2 separate regions of the Homo sapiens genome follow, and region 1 is linked to region 2. The links are chromatin contacts, found by Hi-C or POLR2A ChIA-PET in ENCODE. All regions are on one chromosome and are shown on one strand. The core of a region is the stretch at or near the end of the contact, and the rest is flanking DNA. Distances in the headings are between cores, read along the strand shown.

What was found. Hi-C counts contacts between places; a loop is a spot of excess contacts on that map. ChIA-PET counts read pairs that join two places held with the same protein, here RNA polymerase II (POLR2A). Pooled maps may share reads with other maps.
Region 1: a pooled map shows a loop between it and region 2 (3-fold over the local background). The contact joins the promoter of TAF3 here to the enhancer-like site in region 2. A Hi-C loop is called at or near these places in 5 of 50 pooled maps. POLR2A ChIA-PET finds 5 or more read pairs at or near these places in 2 of 52 experiments (CD8-positive, alpha-beta T cell and GM10248).

The regions. Positions count from the first base shown.
Region 1 is chr10:7,816,779-7,820,649 of GRCh38, forward strand. It overlaps TAF3 (TATA-box binding protein associated factor 3), which reads left to right and starts at 1,727. Exons shown (of 7, transcript NM_031923.4): 1 at 1,727-2,097. The coding sequence starts at 1,932. LOC105376392 (a long non-coding RNA gene) reads right to left here and starts at 1,585. Exons shown (of 3, transcript XR_001747356.1): 1 at 1,474-1,585. RefSeq lists enhancers at 1,403-1,921, 1,734-1,793, 1,922-2,439.
Region 2 is chr10:7,489,926-7,494,370 of GRCh38, forward strand. No RefSeq gene overlaps it. Among named protein-coding and RNA genes, the nearest start is that of LINC02642, 19 kb to the left of the region's middle. Within about 2 kb of position 2,511, at least 2 of the 41 ENCODE cell types and tissues checked have a DNase peak (open chromatin) inside an H3K27ac peak, as active enhancers do.

The sequences.
Region 1 (3,871 bases), core at 477-2,976, 330 kb after region 2:
TCCTGGGGAACCAAGCCTGTGACATATGGTCTTGTGTATAGTTATGTGGGGGAATGTTCTTGTTTTGGGGTGATACATGTCGAGGTGTGGTGGGGTTAAGTGTCATGAAGTTTGCAGCTTATTTTCAAACTGCTGGAAAAAAAATACCTGCGTGCATATATAAATACAAAATATATAGTAAATTGGCAAAATGTTAACAATTGGTGAATCTAGTTGAAGTGTACACGTGAGTCTATGATTTTGTTTCAACTTTTCTGTAGGTTTGAAATTTTCCGAAATAAAATCCCCTCCCCTATACACAGAAAGGCAAATGAAGAGGAACAAACACCCAGGGTGGCGGCGGTAGCGGGACAGATTTGTGAAATCCAAGGCGCAAGAGAGTTTCAATGTTACAGAAGCGTTCAACATTATCAAATAGCTACAAAATAATCAAGTACGGCTAGGACTGAAAAATGTCTCATAGATTTAGCAACACAATGTTCCTGATAACTTGGGGACAGAGTGTCCAGGGAGTAAATGCAGGCACCTTGCCCTTTAGTACCTTGCTTCTCTGCAGATCGTCATTTAGCTGAAGAACCATAATTTCAGTTCTATTATTGAGTTTCCCAGACTTTGAAAAATGTGAATATCATGTTCAAAGTTCTGGAATAGTCCCTGTCGGAGGAATATAGAGCCACTCATAAACTCGCAATTTATTGGAGGAGCACATAAACTAAATACACTGTGATAAGTACAGAAGGGCATATTTAAGAAACCGCATAGTTCAGCCACTACAATCGGGCGACCTGCAGGCTGAATCTAGACTAACCGTGGGATCAGTTTGGCTTTTGAGATGTGTTCCCAATTCTGTATTTAAAAATCAAGATATTTATCCCTAAATCCGATTTCTGGCAATACTTGGATGGAGCTGGGAGAAGGCTCTGGGGTAGGCAACCGTTCCCAGGACACTCGGCCTGCGACACCGGTTTAAGGCTCGGTTTGGCCTCTGTAGGCAGCCGAGGTCCCCATCCCCCGATAGGTCACAGCCGCGATGCTCAAATCGCACACTATAGCCCACAGGCAGCTTACCTGTTTTTTTTAAAAAAAAAAAAAAAAAAAAAGTTTTATTGGAACCAGGGCTGGGATTAGAATGACATGAGTGAGTCAGGAGTTTATGGCATGGATTTGGATTTTTTTAAAAAAACTGTTAAAATATTATCGATCTTGATGACTGAGTTTTTTGAGGCCCCCATTAATTTGGCACAGAGTCCTCCTAGTTCCTGCCCTATTGCGAAGGGCTTTGAAGGGCATGCGGAACAGCTTGGACTTTATTTAATCTTTGCAGTGGCAAGCAGCTCAATACACAGATTTTTAGCTGAGGCAACACCAGCGCAGGTCTGCGTTTGGCGAGCTCCGTAAGTTCCCACGCCCCAAACTTCTCTCTAGCACATAACTCTCTAATATGACTAACGTTATTAGTGCTAACTCTCTAACCTGTCAATGTCGTATCCCAGATCCCTCGTTTGCCTCTAAAACACTGGCGTTTTCGTCACCGCTGTCCCCCAGGTGAGCGCCCCAGCACCTGCCGCCCTGGGCGCCTCCTCCACCTGCGCGCCCCACGCCCGCTTCCGGCCGGCTTCCAGGCCTCAGAGGCGATCCCGAGGAATCGTTCCGCTCCCAAGGGGCGGAGCTTTCTCATCGCCGCGCTCGGCATTCGGCTTATGCTGCCTCGCCCCGGCGGCCGTCCAGCGGGAGGCGGAGCGAGTCCAAAATGGCGGCTCTCAGGCTGGCGCGCTCCGTGCTGCTGGGGCTTTGAGGTGGTCGCCGGGGGTCCGGGGGACCCTTTCCCCGCCGCGGAAGCCCTAGAGGATGAATCGGGGACCCTGCTAAGGTCTGGCGGCGGGGCTGGAGAGCAGTGGCAGCAAGGGCTGCGGTGGCGTCCACGCAGCGGGATGTGCGAGAGTTACTCCAGGTCGTTGTTGAGGGTCTCGGTGGCGCAGATCTGCCAGGCGCTGGGCTGGGACTCGGTGCAGCTCAGCGCCTGCCACCTCCTCACGGACGTGCTGCAGCGCTATCTGCAGCAGCTGGGCCGGGGCTGCCATCGGTACTCTGAGCTCTGTGAGTACCGGGCTGGGTGCGGGAGGGCTGCCCCGGCAAGTCAAGGGTGACACCTTCGCTCTCCCTGTCCCTCCGCGTCCCCGGGGTGTGCATCCCGCACCCCGCCTCGAGATCTGCTGTTTCCTCGGCCTCCCACGTCCCTGGGCTTCCACTGCCGCTCCAAACTCTAGTCATCCTTCGGGTGCCTCTTCCTTATCCGCTAACTTCCCGCCACCAGCCCGGGAGTCGGGTCTTCGCTCCCAGCTCCACACCCTCCTACCGCTCCTCCGCTCTGAATTGTGTCTGGATCTCTCTCATTGTCTCCTGTTTGCTGCGGGTAGATCCACCCCCAGCGTGCCCTACACCCTCTTTTACCTCGGTCCTTTTTCTCCCTTGCCCGCAAACTACTACAACTAGTTGTCACAGGCGCTCCGTCTACCGGCCGTTTCTTACAAGACTGGCCATTCCTGGGCTCCTAACTACATAGACTCGTTGACAGCTCTGCTCCGTTAGGGACACTGCCTCGTCTTTCTGTATCTGTTCGTTTCGTGAACGACATCTCCATTTACTGTTTTTCCAAGGCTGACTTTGTCAGTTTCGCTGATTAGATGTACTTTCACTTACGTCTCGGTTACCAGTGAGATGTCAGTGGCTATCGAAGTAGGATAGAGGGACCGTGGGCAGTTGACAAGATTCTCCAGGTAATCTGGGCTACAGTACTTATGAGTTTTAAATGAATGTCTGGTAATATCTATAGCTAGTGGTATTTAATAATTTAATGGAAGGAATGGAATATTTTAATAGAAGCTCCACATTATCTTGTTGATGTGAAGCATTGTATGTGTGTTTGTTGAGGAGAGGAAACTACCACTCATTTTAGTTTCAAGTCATGATGTTTAAGGTGGTGAGCTGGAGAACTGAATGAAGTGTTTCATAGGATATTTTGTTTTGTTAAAGTGGTTCCTATACTGGAAAATTGAGACTCACAGACACACGCTGTATTTCTTAGGCCCCAAGTTTCGTTCCCGCTTCCACAGGGCTGCCAAAATAATCTGTCCATAGCACAGATCTGATCCTGTCATTATTCTTAAAAACATTTTAACTATACTTCGTTGGTTACAGGCTAAAAATCGAAACTCTTAGCAGTACACAGTTCCCTTTGTGAGCTAGCATTTTGCTTACCTTTTGCCAGCCTGCCATGCTAATCTGCGACCACGCTGAGCTACCTGCCTTTTCCAAAATGTTTTAAGCTGTCCATTCCTACATGCGTGCTGTTTCTTACCTAGAGTGTCCTTTGCCCGTGGCCCACCAATAGTATTACTTTTATTTTCAGATGCACTTATCACTTGCTCTAGGGAACTCATGTTATCTGCTTTCATAATTCTGTGCATATTTCTTTTATATTATTTGTCATCTTGTTTTGTAATCACCTGTGTATGTCTCTTTCCCCTCTCCAGGAGAAAAATTGATTATATTTGTATTCTGTAACCTGTAGGGCCATTATATAATAGGCACCTGAGAAATATTTGTTGAATAAATGAATGAACTGATAAACCACTACCCTAAAAGCCACTTATTGACTTTACATATTGAGTTCCAAAAATGTATATGTTTTGAATGCTTGATTTCACTGATACTTCTATTACTCTTCTTCTTTTGAGACAGGGTCTCACTCTGTCGCCGAGCGTGGAGTGCAGTGGTGCGATCTTAGCTCTCTATAGCCTCGAACTTCAGGGCTCAAGTGATCCTCCCGCCTCAGCCTTCCAAGTAGCTGGGACTACAGGGATACGCCACC
Region 2 (4,445 bases), core at 1,261-3,760:
TTGAAGTGTTAATCATTTCTGCAATGTTTACTCTCTACATTGTAAGTTTAAAAAAATACATGTCCATATTTTTTTGGTAAAGGCTCAATTTAATATACAGACCTGTTAACAAAAATGCTGAGCTAAATCTACACAGCCTCATAATTGCTTGTCTTTCCCTTTTTTTTTTCTTTTATATCCTTTTTTCTTACTTAGGTATGTACTATTACTGCTTGCAAAAACAAGGATCTACCATATGATTATTTCTAATTATTCTTGTGGGGGATTCAAAATTTTGAAAAAAAAAAGCAGTGAAAATTATGCATTCACTTGCAGAAATATGTAATTTTGGGGAAGTTATAGGGAAAAGTGTCAGCAACACTATCTTGCCTGAAGCTTGAATAGTTTAAAGCAGAGAAATGTTGTCATGGTAGTAATCCAACTAAAATTAGATTTCTACTTCTAACAACAAGATTGGATCCCAGGGAGAGGCTGAGAGACCTTAGTTCATAAACTCCACTTGGTGTACCATATGAAATAGCTTTACATACACCTCTGCTTTTGGTGAAGTTGGCATCCCTGACCTCTGACCCAGGCATGTTCACCATGAGCCAGGCATATGGAGAGAGTAGAGAGAACAAAGACTGCTCAGTCTGGGCATGGTGGCTCACACCTGTAATCCCAGCACTTTGGGAGGCTGAGGCAGGCAGATCACTTGAGGTCAGGAGTTCAAGACCAACCTGGTCAATATGGTGAAACTCCATCTCTACTAAAATACAAAAATTAGCTAGGCGTGGTGGCATGCACCTGTAATCCCAGCTACGTGGGAGGCTGAGGCAGGAGAATCGCTTGAACCTGGGAGGTGGAGATTGCAGTGAGCTGAGATCGTACCAGTGCACTCCAGCCTGGGCAGCAGAGCGAGACTCTGTCTCAAGAGAAAAAAAAGGCCCTGATCAGCAACGTCTCCACCACACATCCCAGCACTTAGCCAGCCCTCTGCATCAGGAAAGAGGGAGCAGCAGGGGAAACCCCAAGGGAAATAAAGACTAACTTTATCTATTTGCACATTTGTGTTGGGCTCTGGTTGCTGCTGAGAGACAGAGATACCAAAACCTGTACGAAAATATTAACAACAGGTTGGAAAGTTGAAATGCTTAGTCAGGCCCACTTCAGTTCCATTTTCCCCTGCTCCTAAGGAGGAGAAAGAGCAGAGTGAGAGAAAAAGAGCAAGAAGGAGGATGTGTAAGAGTTCCTGACATCCGCCTTCATAAGTGGCCACTATGTGCCAAGAAAAAAGATGAATAAGACACAGCCTATTTAGAGTAATATCACGTCTGGGGAGCTGGATTCTCTCACAATATGTCGACCGTATCCCTGAGAACAAGGGACGCAGAAGTGTCTTGCGTAGTGCTCAGGACACAGTGTGCACTCCGGAAGGGTTTGTTCAATCTCCACCCACATCTGAACGTCTAGGACCTGCTTTGTTGAGGGAATGTGACTTTCATGGGAGAGGCGTGATGGTTAATTTCATGTGTCAACTTGCCTGGGCTGTGGGGTGCCCAGGTTAAGCACTGTTTCTGGGTGTGTCTGTAAGAATATTTCCAGATGAGATTAGCCTTTGAATGGGGGAACTGAGTAAAGCAGATGGCCCTCCCCAGTGTTGTGGGCCCCATTCAATCTGTGGAGGGCCTGAATAGAACAAAAAGGCAGAGGAAGGAGGAATTTACCTCCTTTTTTCTGCCTCATTGCTTGAGCTGGGATACCTCATCTTCTCTTCTGCTTATTTTAGACTGGAATTTACACCACTGGCTCCCCTGCTTCTCAGGCCTTCAGACTTGGAATGAATTACACCATGGGCTTTCTTGAGTCTCCAAGATGCAGATGGCAGATTACAAGCCTTCTCAGCCTCCATGATCACATGGACAATATTGGATATTCCTTATAATCAATCAATCTACCTATTTCTATGTATCTGTCTCTCTGTCTATCTAATCTTTCTCTCTTTGTCTCTCTCTCTCTCTCTCTATCTAGCCAATTAGAAAGCTATTGTAAGTTATTTCTTCCATGAGTGGGGTGGGATTGGAAGTTAGAGGGCACAACAAGAGGCCTAGACTCTAAAGACAGAAGGACAAGGAAGAAAAGAAAAAAAGAAAAAAAAAAAACCTTGCAGTAGAGACTGTCATTTATTACCTAATACCCATCCACTCCCCCCTCCTTAAAGACCAAACTTCTTTTTACCTGGGTGCTAAACATTACATTTCCTGGTCTCTCCTGCAGCTTGGCATGACCATGTGGCTAAGCTAGGCTCAATACAATGTAAATAAAAATGCTGAGTGGGACTTTTCCAGGAAGTTTTATTGAAAGGCATAGATTGTCAGCAAGAGTTTGTTTTGCATTTCTGCTTTTCTTCTCTTTCCTACCTTAATGTGACAGCTGGACCTCCAGCAGCTATTTTGGACCTTGAGGTGGCCTTGGAAACAAAAGCCATCCATGCACTGAAAATGTCAGAGTGGAAAGATCAGAGCATGAATTTGTAAGGACCACCTTGCTAGCCAGTATTACAGTTACATGACAGAGAAGTGAACCTCTACCTTGCCTAAGCAACTGATTGCTTTGTGGTTTTCTGTTATGTGTGACCAAATCTAATTTTAACTAACCCAGAAATCTGCTCTCTGTTGTCCTCTAACTGAATGTCAATGGCTTCCCATCTATAGTTACTTACATGAAGTATGATGACAGATTTTATATTATGAAAAGAGCAAGAACAATGTCGTTTTAAACTTCCTTTGATTAAAAAAAAAAAAAAGCTCATTTCTCTTTACTCACACCCTTTGTGATTTGCCACTCAGATTTCCAAGAAAGGGAAATTAGTCAACCTGCTTTCTATGTACCAGAGCTTTCTTCAATCCCTGCTGGCCATGAGTAATATGGAATCACACATACACAAAATGGGAAGAGCCCTGCTTCTAAATTCTTCACCGACTAGCTCCGGAAGTCCCAAGAGGAGGGTTACTCGGGTTCTGACACCATCCTCCTCCCTAATGACACTGCCCCCCTAGCTCTTTGACTCCCTGACACTACCTAAAAGGAGAAACTCCTGCTTCTGGAAATCATGAGGTCCAGGCTGCCTCCCAGCTCACAGGCTCACCACACTCCAGTGGGTTCCAAATGCATCCTTTACAGCTTCTCAGACACCTAGTCACCCATTTGCCCCAACAAGGACATCTTGTGCTTTCAACATCTAAGTAGATTTATGCAATTTTACTGAAAAACTCTTTAAATATTTATTTGTTTTTCCAACACAAATGCCTTTCCCAGAACCTAAGCTGGATCATAAGATCCCAAGGAGGAGGTTTATATCTTGCTATTCTTTGCATACCTGGCACCTAGCATAGTGCTTATACGTGGAAGGGATTTATTAAAGTTTTTGCACAAACGACAGCTCCAGCGGATAACACAAATACTCACATTTATTTTCTCTTCTAACCCTAAACAATCATCCTGGCACCAGTGAGCCCCAGCTCTTGTCCTTTAAGAGAAATTCTTTCCTGCACACTCTTACTTAGCTCTGAAGAGCAAAAGGATTTTTCTCAGGTCGTCAAGCTGTGACTCTTCACCTCACACAGCACTGGATGTCTTAGAGGGGCTGGGGGAGAGGAGACGGTCTTTTGCCTCCATTTTCTTGATGCTCTGTCATCCCATTGTTTCCTACACCTCTAGGTCCCCACCAATGGGTACCACATCACAAATATAAAGGTCAGCATTTAACTTGGGAAGTGCAAGCCTAACATGCCACAAAATCCTCAACTTCCAACTTCTCTCTACCCGTCCACTCCCACATTGCTCTACTAATGGAGAAAAGGAAGAGGTTCAGTGAACAATGAGCATCGTGATCATCATTTGGGATTTGGCAGACGTAGAATAAGAAGACAGCTTTTAGGTGCTCAGGCTAAACTCTCTGGTGGGACATCGTTTAGGGGATAATGTGGGGGACTCAGTCTCTTCCAATCGCCTGACTGGATAGCCAAAGAACTCCTGAATTTGGATGCAGGAGCAAGGAGGGGGCCTATTGCAAACTTCCTGCTGCAAACAACCACTGCACTGTCCACACACAAGAGGCAAGGGTGTCACCCCATTAGCAAGCTACCGTAAGTTCTTACTACAGGAAGGCAGGATTCAATGGGCCGCTGTGCAGGAGAGTCTGGGAGGCTGGGTGGAGATCCTGCCATGGCAGGGCAACAGGAGCAATAGCAAGGAGAGAAGCTGGCTCAGGAAGGGCCCCTCCCACCACTGCTTTGGAGAGTTTCTCTGCATGACAGCACTCTCAATCCCCCTAAATCACAATGGGGAGTGAATCTGTCTTGTTTCCTCATTATATACTGGGGACCTAGCACAATGTCTGGCATATGTTAGGAACCCAATAAATATTTGTTGAGCAAACAAATGAATGCACACACAATGAAATT